Linked DNA regions of Homo sapiens: region 1 is linked to region 2. A link is a loop called in an ENCODE intact Hi-C map of the cell type or tissue named here. Cell type or tissue: CD4-positive, alpha-beta T cell. All regions are shown on one strand.

The links. Hi-C counts contacts between places; a loop is a spot of excess contacts. Peaks named below come from ENCODE experiments on the same cell type or tissue, not always from the same donor. Only the 100,000 strongest peaks of a DNase experiment are listed, where the experiment ranks them.
Region 1: it touches region 2 in a loop (4-fold over the local background); 3 of 110 quality-filtered maps call a loop at or near these places.

The regions. Positions count from the first base shown.
Region 1 is chr16:49,855,557-49,860,556 of GRCh38, forward strand. ZNF423 (zinc finger protein 423) reads right to left here and starts at 556. Exons shown (of 8, transcript NM_001379286.1): 1 at 179-556. The coding sequence starts at 218. RefSeq lists a silencer at 1-59. In CD4-positive, alpha-beta T cell, CTCF peaks have their summits at 2,290 (motif pointing right) and 2,491 (motif pointing left); DNase peaks (open chromatin) are centred at 65, 2,275 and 2,865; H3K4me3 peaks cover 2,613 bases; H3K27me3 peaks cover 1,637 bases.
Region 2 is chr16:50,065,426-50,070,425 of GRCh38, forward strand. HEATR3 (HEAT repeat containing 3) reads left to right here and starts at 545. Exons shown (of 15, transcript NM_182922.4): 1 at 545-844; 2 at 942-1,114; 3 at 3,355-3,442; 4 at 4,753-4,865. The coding sequence starts at 707. It overlaps HEATR3-AS1 (HEATR3 antisense RNA 1), which reads right to left and starts at 899. Exons shown (of 3, transcript NR_186390.1): 1 at 628-899. RefSeq lists an enhancer at 353-647 and silencers at 498-547, 878-927, 1,008-1,267. In CD4-positive, alpha-beta T cell, CTCF peaks have their summits at 2,280 and 2,481; DNase peaks (open chromatin) are centred at 506, 946 and 2,246; H3K4me3 peaks cover 1,666 bases; H3K27ac peaks cover 364 bases.

The DNA of each region.
Region 1 (5,000 bases), 210 kb before region 2:
TTCCTCCTCCCCCTCCTCCGCCTCCGCCTCCGCCTCCGCCTCCTCTGCCGCCTCCTCCTCCTCCTCTCGGCTCGCTCGCGCGGGTCCCCGGCAGCCAGCCCGCTCGCCGGTCCCTCCTCCCTCGCTCCCTCCCTCCTCGCTCGCTCGCTCGCGCCTCCGCCGGGCCTCGCTCGCTCACCTTTCACCGAGCGCGGCTTCGCCTGCTTCCGCCTGGACATGTCCGGGGCTCCGGGCGCTCCGTCGCCCTCCGCAGCCGGCTCCCCCCGCCGCCCCCCGCCGCTCCGGGCAGCCCTTCTCCCCCTTCTCCTCCGCCTGTCTCTTGGAAACTTTTTTTTTTGCAGCCCGGTTGGCGGCTGTGGGGAGCGGACCGCAGGTCCGGGGCGGCCTCCCTTGGGGGGGCAGCCCGGGCCGGCCGAGGCCGCTCGAAGGCGGGGGGAGGCCCGGGGGGCGCGCCGGGGCCCTGCCTGTTGCAATGCGGCAGTCCGGGGCTCCCGATCCAAGCGGCGGTCCCAGCGGCGCGGGGAGTCCGGAGGCCACTCGGCCGAGCCGAGTTATGCAAAAAAAAAAAAAAAAAAAAAAAAAAAAAAGCCGCCCCCCTCCTCCTCCCAACCCCCCGCCGGCCCCCGGCCCCTGCGGCCCCCTCCTTCCCTCCCCCACCCTACCGCCACCCTCACCCTCCTCCTCCTTCTCCTCCTCCTCCGCCCCTTGCCGGATTTTTGTGCAAAGTTTGCAGGCGTCCGGCCACGCAGCCCGGTGCGGAGCTCACAATGAACCCATCTGAGGAGGGGGAACGGGGCTGGAGTCGAGGGTATCTCAAGGGGGGAGGAGACCGGGAGGCGGTCGGGAGCGCGGAAGCTCAGTACCCCCCAGGAAAAAAAAAAAAAAGAAGCCTTCGAATTATCCCCTGCCGCACAAAAAAAAATAATAAATATTAATGGCTCAAAAATGCCCAAGCGCCTGGTTTGGAGATTATGATGGATGGGGGGCGGGGGTCCCTCAACTCAGCCTACTTGGAGGGGAGGCTCGAAACGGCCGCAGTGGCTCGGAAGCCGCGGCTCGGGGCCCCTGGCTCACGCCCCCTTCTCTGGCTCTCGGATCGGCCCGGCGCCGGCCCCCCGGAGGAGGAAGGGGCGCGCGGGGGCGCTCAGGCGGCGGCCGGCAGGCGCGCCCGTGCCCCGGGCATCGCTCAGCCCGTGCGCCGGGCCGCCGCTGCCTGCCCTCGGGCTGCGGTGCTCAGCGCGAGGCGCGCAGCCGATCCCCAGGCCGGTGCCAAGTCGCCGGCCCCGCTAGCTGCCTCCATGGGCCAGGGGCTCGGAGAGGGGGGAGGCGGCGGCCGCGGTGGCGGAAGAGGAGGACGAGCAGGCGGCGGCGGCGGCGGCCGGGCTCCCGTCCTCCTGGGCAGCGGCGGCGGCGGCTGCGCCCCGGCTCCTCCGCGCTCCAGCCGGCGCCGGCCCGCCCGCCAGCCTCCCTCGCGCTCCTGTCTTCTTTGTGGTCGCTGGCTCTCCTCCTCCCGATCCGGCTGCTGGGGCTGCACTGCAGAGACACATAATAAAGCCAGGCTTGGCTGGAAATGTAGCCGGGTCCCAGCAGGAGGATGTGAGGAGCGGAGTCCCGGCGGGGGAGCGCTCTGATCCCGTGGGGCGCCCCGCACTGCTCCGGCTCGGATCAGACGGAGAGAGGGCCAACAGCACCGAGCGATGGACAGCGCTGGAAATACAGCTCCGGCCGCCCGCAAAACCCGGACCGTGGTGGCGGCGGCGGCGGCGGCGGCAGGCACGGCGCGGGCGCGGGCACCGCACCAGCACGCGGGGCCGGGGCTCGGGCGCTGGCTGCACCGGGGGCAGGAGGAGGGAACACACTTAGGGCCCACGCGGCTGTCAAGCTCGCCAAGACGCATGAGCCTCACAAACTGTAAAAAGTGAAAGAATGGGGGAGCAAACGGAGTTGGGCTGCCCTAGTATTGCCACCTCGCGATGTATGCCTCACGCACATGAACTATCCAGGGACCTGGCTCTGCCAGGTTGGCTTTTGCCCACCGGTCGGTGTTCAAAGACCACCCCTGCCCCACATCCAACAAATTCTTCCACCACTGGGCTAACCCCGTGCGCCCCCTACACCCTTATTTGTAGAATTCTCGCGCCTGGTGTGCACTTCCTCTGTCCGACTGTAAAAGGAACACCTTACCCCTGAGACCTTGCAGGAGCACCCCCTCCCCGCGCAGTTGTCAGAAGAAATAAACCAGCTGCTACTTTCTGCGAGGTTTTACCCAGCCGCCAGGGGGCGCCGCGCGTCCCCCGCAGCTCCTGAACCGGCTGAGACTCTGGTCTCCGGGCAGGCCCGGGAAGGGTTCTGACTTGGGAAAAGTCTTCCCCAGACGGCTCCCCTAAACCGTTCCTCGGAGCCTCTCCCTCCCCAACTAGCTGCAGGCGGCCAGGTCTCGGGTGGGGAGCGGCCCCGACCTCGCCCCCCTCCCGGGTGAGTGGCGCCACCTTGGGCCGGCGCGCCCCGGAGCCAGGAGAACGGAGCGGGTGCACGGCGCGGCGCTGGGGGTTATCAATCTCTCGGATCGATAAGTTGCCACTTGGAGAGGGGAGGGCTACGTCCCCTCGGAGACGAGTTACCCAGGGCAACCTTTCACGGAAAAACCCGCTGCCCGCCGAGAACAGCGCCGGGGCCGGCCGGGCCGCGGCGCCCGCCCCACGCAGGGTGCCCGCGCCCCGCCGCTCCCCAGCCTGCCGGCCAGCCGGGCCCGGCCCCGCTCAGCTCTCTCCGCGGTCCCGCCGGGCCCTGCTCGCCAACCCCGTGCTGGGCTGATTGCCGAGGTAGATGCCACCCACGCACCCCCGCGGCTGGGGAGCGCGAGCTGGAGGATGCGGAGAGGCCTGAGGCAGGGGGGCCAGGCGCGCGCGCCCTAGGCAGTCTCAGAGGTAGAGTCGGGTGACGGGCTAAACGCGACGCCTAGCTGGACACCCTGACAGCGGCAGCGGGCGAGCGAGGCTCCCCAGAGGGGCGGAGGCCAGGACCGAGACGTCCCCTAACTAGACCTAAGCCTTGAGGGCCGCCCCTCCCCAGGTTAGCGCTACCATCCCCAGGCCACAGTCCTCCCCAGCTTGTGCGTCCAAGAGTGTCCAACATCTCGGCCTTCCCGGAGGGAATAGGAGCCCCCCCCCCCACGCCCCCGCGGCCCAGGGATGGACGGAGTTGGGCTGAACCGGGGGTGCCAAGGGCCGAGGCGAGGGCAGGGGCCGCGAGGCGCCTGGGAAGGAGCCAGGAAGGAGGGGCAGAATCAGCCGCTCCCCCACCCCCGCCGGCGCCTGGGATCGAGGCCCGCGGAGAGTGGCTGACAGGCGGCAGATGGCACACGCTGGGGGAGGGGGACGATTGGCCTCGGCTCTGGGGTGCCCCCGCCGCGGGCTGCCTCTGCTAGAGGTAGGGGGCGGGGAACGGCCCCCAGCTCGCCCGCCCAGGCTTTCTGGGGGGCTGGAGATTGCGGATCCTGCCCAGCCGGGAGTCTGGAGAGTGAGGGGGCGGACAAAAGGAGCGCGGTGGGGAATGCGTGTGCGGGACGAAAGAGGGGCCGTCGGGGGAGAGGGGTGGTTGGAGTCCCACGGGGCTGCCCTTTTCCACCCCTAGGGGCCTGCTGAAGACTGAGGACGGAGGTGGGGGCAACAGGATGGGGAGCCCGCAATAGCCCATCCTGACCTAATCCGAAAGGACGAGATCCTGGAGCCGCTCACAAAGTTTTCCGGGCCCCCTCCCACGCGTCGCCTGCACGTATGTCCGTTTCCCGACGCTCCGCCCTCCCCCGCCAAGTTCGGCGTCTCCCAGCTCAGCGGCAGTCAGGGTGCAGAGGGAGCCCGACCTTGTCCCCGCCTCGGCCCGTCCCGCTTCTTCTGAAGCTTGTTTCATTTTTAACTCCTTCCAGAAAAATGTTGTTTTAAGGAAAATCTCAAAGGAACAAAAAGCCAATAGTGCCTTCCTTATTTGCAATCCCCACCCACCTCTGAGCTCGGACTGCAAGGGCCTCAAGGGACACCAGGTGACACCTGGGCCTTGCTTCTCACGGGTGACCTTGGACCAGAAAGGGTCATTTTCAGGTGTGTTTTATACCCCCCACCTGCCTACTTCTGGCAGGGAATAGGGGGTCCAGTCCCCTCCCCTATGAGAAGGGGCCCCTCTGGGCTCTCCTTCTTCGCCGGAAAGTGAACAGCTGCTCCTGCCCTGCTTGGAGGAGTGGCTGTGGAAACCCACTGTAAGCTGTAAGGAGCAGGAGCCACCATCATAAATGCAAGAGAAATTCCAAGTTGAGGTTTTTGAGAACAAGTAAGACTTTGCCCACAAAAAGGTGCATCTTCCTTCAAAGTCATAACTTGGCTGGAAGAGGGGAAACCTCTTGCCCAAGGCGGTGCCTTCCCCAACCATGCTCCTTAAGAATGTTTTTCCTACATGTGCAGCAACTGAGGCTTCTTCCTTGAATTTTCAAGAGGCAGGCGTCATTTTGAGCAGTCTGGTGAATGCACGAGGGTCTGGTGGGCTACAAAAACAAGATAGGACAATAAAGAAAACAAGGCAGTGTTCACTTTGTGGCCTCAGACCTATGATCCCTGCAGAGCTCCCAGAGTTGCTCAAGGGATGCTTTCCAGTAAGTGACCAAATGCCCACCTTGGCCAGGTGCCGTGGCTCACACCTGTAATCCCAGCGCTTTGGGAAGATGAAACGGATGGATCACCTGCTAGGGAGGCCCTGGCTTATGCCTGTCATCCCAGCACTTTGGGAGGCTGAGATGGGTGGATCATCTGAGGTCATGAGTTCGAGACCAGCCCCAGCAACATGTTGAAACCCTGTCTCTACTAAAAATACAAAAATTATCTGGGCATGGTGGCACGTGCCTTGGTGGCATATACCTGTAGTCCCAGCTACTCGAGAGACTGAGGCATGACAATCACTTGAACCTGGGAGGCCGAGGTTGCAGTGAGCTGAGATCATGCCACTGCACTCCA
Region 2 (5,000 bases):
CAGGCTTGGTGTTAGGCACTTTACAGAACTTTATGAACTTTACAGAACTTACAATAACCTTGCAAGTTAGGTATTCTTAATCACATTTGATTATTTGTAGCCGGTGTTACTAACTTATTGGTTGCTTGATTGATTGATTGAGACAGGGTCTCGCTCTGTCGCCCAGGATGGAGTGCAGTAGCAGGATCACGGCTCACCTCAGCCTCAAACTCCTGGGGTCAAGTGATCCTCCGGCTTCAACGTCCCAAGTAGCTGGGACTACACACACACGCCACTATGCCCAGATAATTTTTAATTTTTTTGGTGGGGAGGACAGGGAGTGGAGTGTTTTCCTATGTTGCCCAAGATGGTCTCGAACTTCTGGCCTCAAGTGATCCTCTCGCCCGGGTCGGCGTTACTATTCTAGTCCAACCTCCTACTTACCCGGTAAACCCACAAGGCTCCGCCCCTTTGCCGAAGCTGGCCCCGCCTATGCCCTCTTCCACGCCTGCGCGCTCCGTGCGCCAGTTCCCCCCACCCCGCCCCGCCCCAACCCCGACCCGGCAGACGACGCGCCGTGCGCCTGCGCACGGCTTGCCCATGTGTGCTGCAGCCGTCAGCCGGCCCAGCTGAGCAGCAGCAACGGACCTTGTTAACGGCGCGGCAGCCTCCACCGCCTGCTGTTGCCCTCCTCTCTCGGTGGTCTGTCCGCCCAGCGCACGTCACCATGGGCAAGAGCCGGACGAAGCGCTTCAAGCGACCTCAGTTCTCCCCTACGGGCGACTGTCAGGCCGAGGCGGCTGCGGCGGCGAATGGGACCGGAGGCGAGGAGGACGACGGGCCGGCGGCGGAGCTGCTGGAAAAGGTGAGGCGAGGGCTCCGTCGGGCCGGGAGGCGAGACGAGGTTGCCCCGCGCGCGTGCGCATTGCGCGCCTTCTGACCCTTTTCGCTCTCATCCGCAGCTCCAGCACCCGAGCGCCGAGGTCCGCGAGTGCGCCTGCGCAGGGCTGGCCCGGCTGGTGCAGCAGCGGCCGGCACTCCCGGGCCTGGCGCGACGAGACGCCGTGCGCCGCCTCGGGCCGCTGCTGCTAGACCCCAGCCTGGCCGTCAGGGAGACTGCAGCCGGCGCGCTGAGGTGAGCCAGGAAGGGTGCGGGGCGGTGCCCACCGCTGGCCTCCCCCGCGTCTGGGCTGCGGGCGGTCGCAGCGGTCACCCAGCGCCTTCTGTGTGCCATCAGGCACTGGCCCGGTCTCCCGTTTGCAGAGATTTGAAGCCAGTCTCCAGGCTCCGGAGAAGCCCAGTATCCCCGCATCTCATCTGTCCACCTGGCTGCTTCACCTGCAGCGTCCACCTGCTCAGGCGTCCTGCCCTCACGCCTTGCGCACGTTTTACACTCTCCAAAAGCCCTCCTTAGGGTCCCTTGCTTGGATGAACTCTTCAGTTCATGTGTCAGGAATCGTTCTAGATGCAGGGGACTTTGAGCAGCCAAGACTTTTGAGCGAGATCTGTTGACAGCCAAGATCCCTGTCTTGGCACAAGTCATGTTGATGGGGAGACAGACAGGAAGCTAGTAAAAAGGTAAAACATAATATTAAATAGTGAGAATTGCTGTGGGAAAACGAGATGATGATGAGTTGGGGGTGGGAAGTTTGAATTGGGTGCTCTTGGGCCGGGCGCGGTGGCACACACCTGTAATCCCATTGCTTTGGGAGGCCAAGGAAGGAGGATCACTGGAGGCCAGGAGTCCAAGGCCAACCTGGGCAACATAGCAAGACCCCGTCTGTAGAAAAATTATAAACAATTAGTCGGGCATGGTGGTGGGTGCCTGTAATCCCAGCTACTCAGGAGGCTGAGGTAGGAGAATCGCTTGAGCCCAGGAGTTCGAGGCTGCAGTGAGCTATGATCACACCACTGCACTCCAGCCTGGGTGATAGAACAAGACCCTGTCTCAAAAAAAAAAAAAGGTGCTCTTTAGATGACTTGTGAAAGGAGATGTGCAGGGTGAGAGAGCCAGGAGGCATGGGAAAATAGGGGGAAGAATATTCCCCACAAAGGGAGCAGCAACAGCAAAGAAGCGAAGCAGCAGGCAGCTTGACGTGGTTAAACAGCAGAGAGGGTAGGTAGGTGGCTGAGAAGAGCAGGGGTGGGTAATTACAGGAAGTGAGGCTGGAGAGAGGGATGAGCTGTACGATGGTGTAGGGCTGAGGACTTAACTCTAAGCAGGGAAGTGACATGCTGCAACACATTTTGTGAAGACCACTCTGCTGGTTGTGCAGAGAATGGACTGCAGAGGGGGCAAGAGTAGAGGTTAGTATTTGTAGTTCTTACAGCTCTGTCTCTGTTTGTTATTTATATTTCATTCACTGATATAGCAAATATGTATAAAGTGCCAACTGTGTGCCAGACACTGAGCTAAGCTGTGGGCATGGGGTAATGAGCAAGGCAATGTCTCTCCTTAAGAAATCTTAAAGTGTATTGAGGGAGACAAGCATTAACCAAACAGTTACATAAGTGTATGATTACAATGAATGGTAATGACAAAGGGTGCTAAAAGAGGGTACAAACAAAGGGTTCAGGGAAGAAGACTGAGTGAGTGGTGCTTGAGGTGAGCTCGGAGGAATGAATGGGCATTCACCAGTTGATGGAGGGGGGATAGACGCTCTTCTTCCTTTAGGGAGGAAACAGCATGTGGAAAGCCCTTCCCTTCCTCCCACAGCATACAGAGGCTGGGGGATCCTGGCACATTGTGAGGGCATCTTCTGACTATCTCCATATCCTTAGGGACTAGCACAGTGCTGTGTACTCGGAAGTCATGTCTTTCCAATTAAAATTTACCCAGGGCTGCTTTAGGGGGTGTCATTCTCAGTAGCCCCACCTTGCTGCCCTTGCAGTTCGCTTTTTATTTTATTTTATTTTTTTAGAAACGGGGTCTCCCGCTGTTCCTAGGCTGGTCTTGAATTCCTGAGCTCAATTGATCCTCCCACCTAGGCCTCTCAAAGTGCTGGGATTACAGGTGTGAGCCACAGCACCTAGCCCTGCCCTTGTAGTCTTGATTCCAAGAAAAGGTCCCTTCATACATGATGTGATTTATTCACATGAGAAAAGTCTCCCCTCTCCCCTTCTTGTAGCCATGCACCTGTATACTGTTTCAGACCTCAGAACTAAGTTATATGACAGCGTCGTCTGTTTATATCTTGTAGAACATGGATCAGAACAGATGGAAATCTCTGGATTGGTTCTGCAGCGTATGACAGAAACAATAAGCTATTTCCTCTGGGAAACCTTAAATATGGCTAAAAATAGAAATGTGAGAGGGTAGAAGTGTTCTGTGACATGTGATGTGAAAGTAAAACATGTTTTAAACTTCTTGTGTAGAAATCTCAGTGCTTGTGGAGGTTTTGAAGTTTGTGATGACATGGTGACTAAGGATATCATGACCCCTCTGGTTGCGCTGCTAAAAGAGGTATGCAGTTTTTACAGTATCTTGATGGTAGCTTTTGGGATGCAAACTTAGACTTTTTTTAGTACTTTGGTGTTGGTGACTTTGTCTTCTATCTAAACATCTTATGGAAATTTCATTCCTTTTCCTGGAAACACCAATCTGCTCTCATTATTGATACTAATCTCTATTATTTTGTAGCTTTATTTTTATGATAGTTGGAAAAGACTTTCCTAAAATTGTACAGACTCACTCCTTTAGATGTTAAACTTCTTACAATAAAAATAATTAGTATTTAGTCATTGCTTATTTATGTGCCAGGTATTATTTTCATGTTTTGGATATTATATAATTTAATCCTCACAGTATTCTATGAGGCAGGTATTATTCCCATTTTACAGATGACAAAGCCGAGGCACAGACATTAGGAACTTGTGAAGATTACAGTAAGTTCTCATGTTTGATCTCATTCCAGTCTTATTGCATGACATAGTCAAGAGGTTAAGGAGCTCTGTCTCTGGAGTGCCTCTGGTCCTCTATTCTGTACTGATGGGTAATTTTCACTTAAGGCTACATAAAGGATATCCAGTTTTGATGAGAGGCATCAGTCATTTTAGAGCAGTGATTCTCAACTGGGTATGATCTTGCTTCACAGGGCATAACTGGCAATGTCTGGAGACATTGGTTGTTACAGAGCTTGTGGGGTTTGCCACTGGCATCCAGTGGGTAGAGGCCAGGGATGCTGCTAAACATCCCCAAATGCACACGACAGCCCTTCCTTCCCCAACAAAGAATTTTCTGGTGGAGAATTTCAGTAGTACCTGGATTGAGAAGCCCTGCTTTAGAGGGTCTCCTGGGCTGTACTAGAGGGGCTTAAGAGCACCAGCTTTGGAGTCAAATGCTAGGGCCTGAATCCCAGCTTCACCACATGCTAATCTAACACCTTCAGCAGCCTCCCTGTACCTCACTTTCCCATTTGCAGCTGGAGATTGGGGATAATAATAGTTCACCTACCTCATAGGTTTATTGTGAGGATTAAATGACTTGATACATGTAAAATGCTTAGAATAGTACTTTAGAAGGCGCTATGTAATAAACAGAAGGTGCTAGGTAGAAGCTCTTATTTCATCTTTTGTTGCCTTCCTACTGTCTTTTATTACATTTATTAGGTAAAATACTTTGTATTGATTTTGTACTACTGTTTGTAAGGATTCGACTGGCTTGTTAACCACGGTAATTTCTGATGTCTAGCCTTTGTGTTTCATCACCATCATTACCCTATTTGTTTAATTCTTCTTAGGAACCAGGGTGCTAATCATGATATTTGGTTACAGTGTAGTGCTGGACTGGATTCAAATGAGATGTCTCTGCAGGAGAAAAAAGATCAGAACAGAAATTCTATTGAGAACATAGCCAATGAGACTGTGAACGTGCTGTGGAATATATGGTAAGATGCCTACCAAACACAGTCTCCTGCTATAGCAGTACCCAGGCTGCTATTCTCTGTTATACTGTGTAGGAATCTCTGTTCCCCTTGGTAGGCCTGTTAATCTGGGATGTTAAGACATGGTAGGGGCCGGAC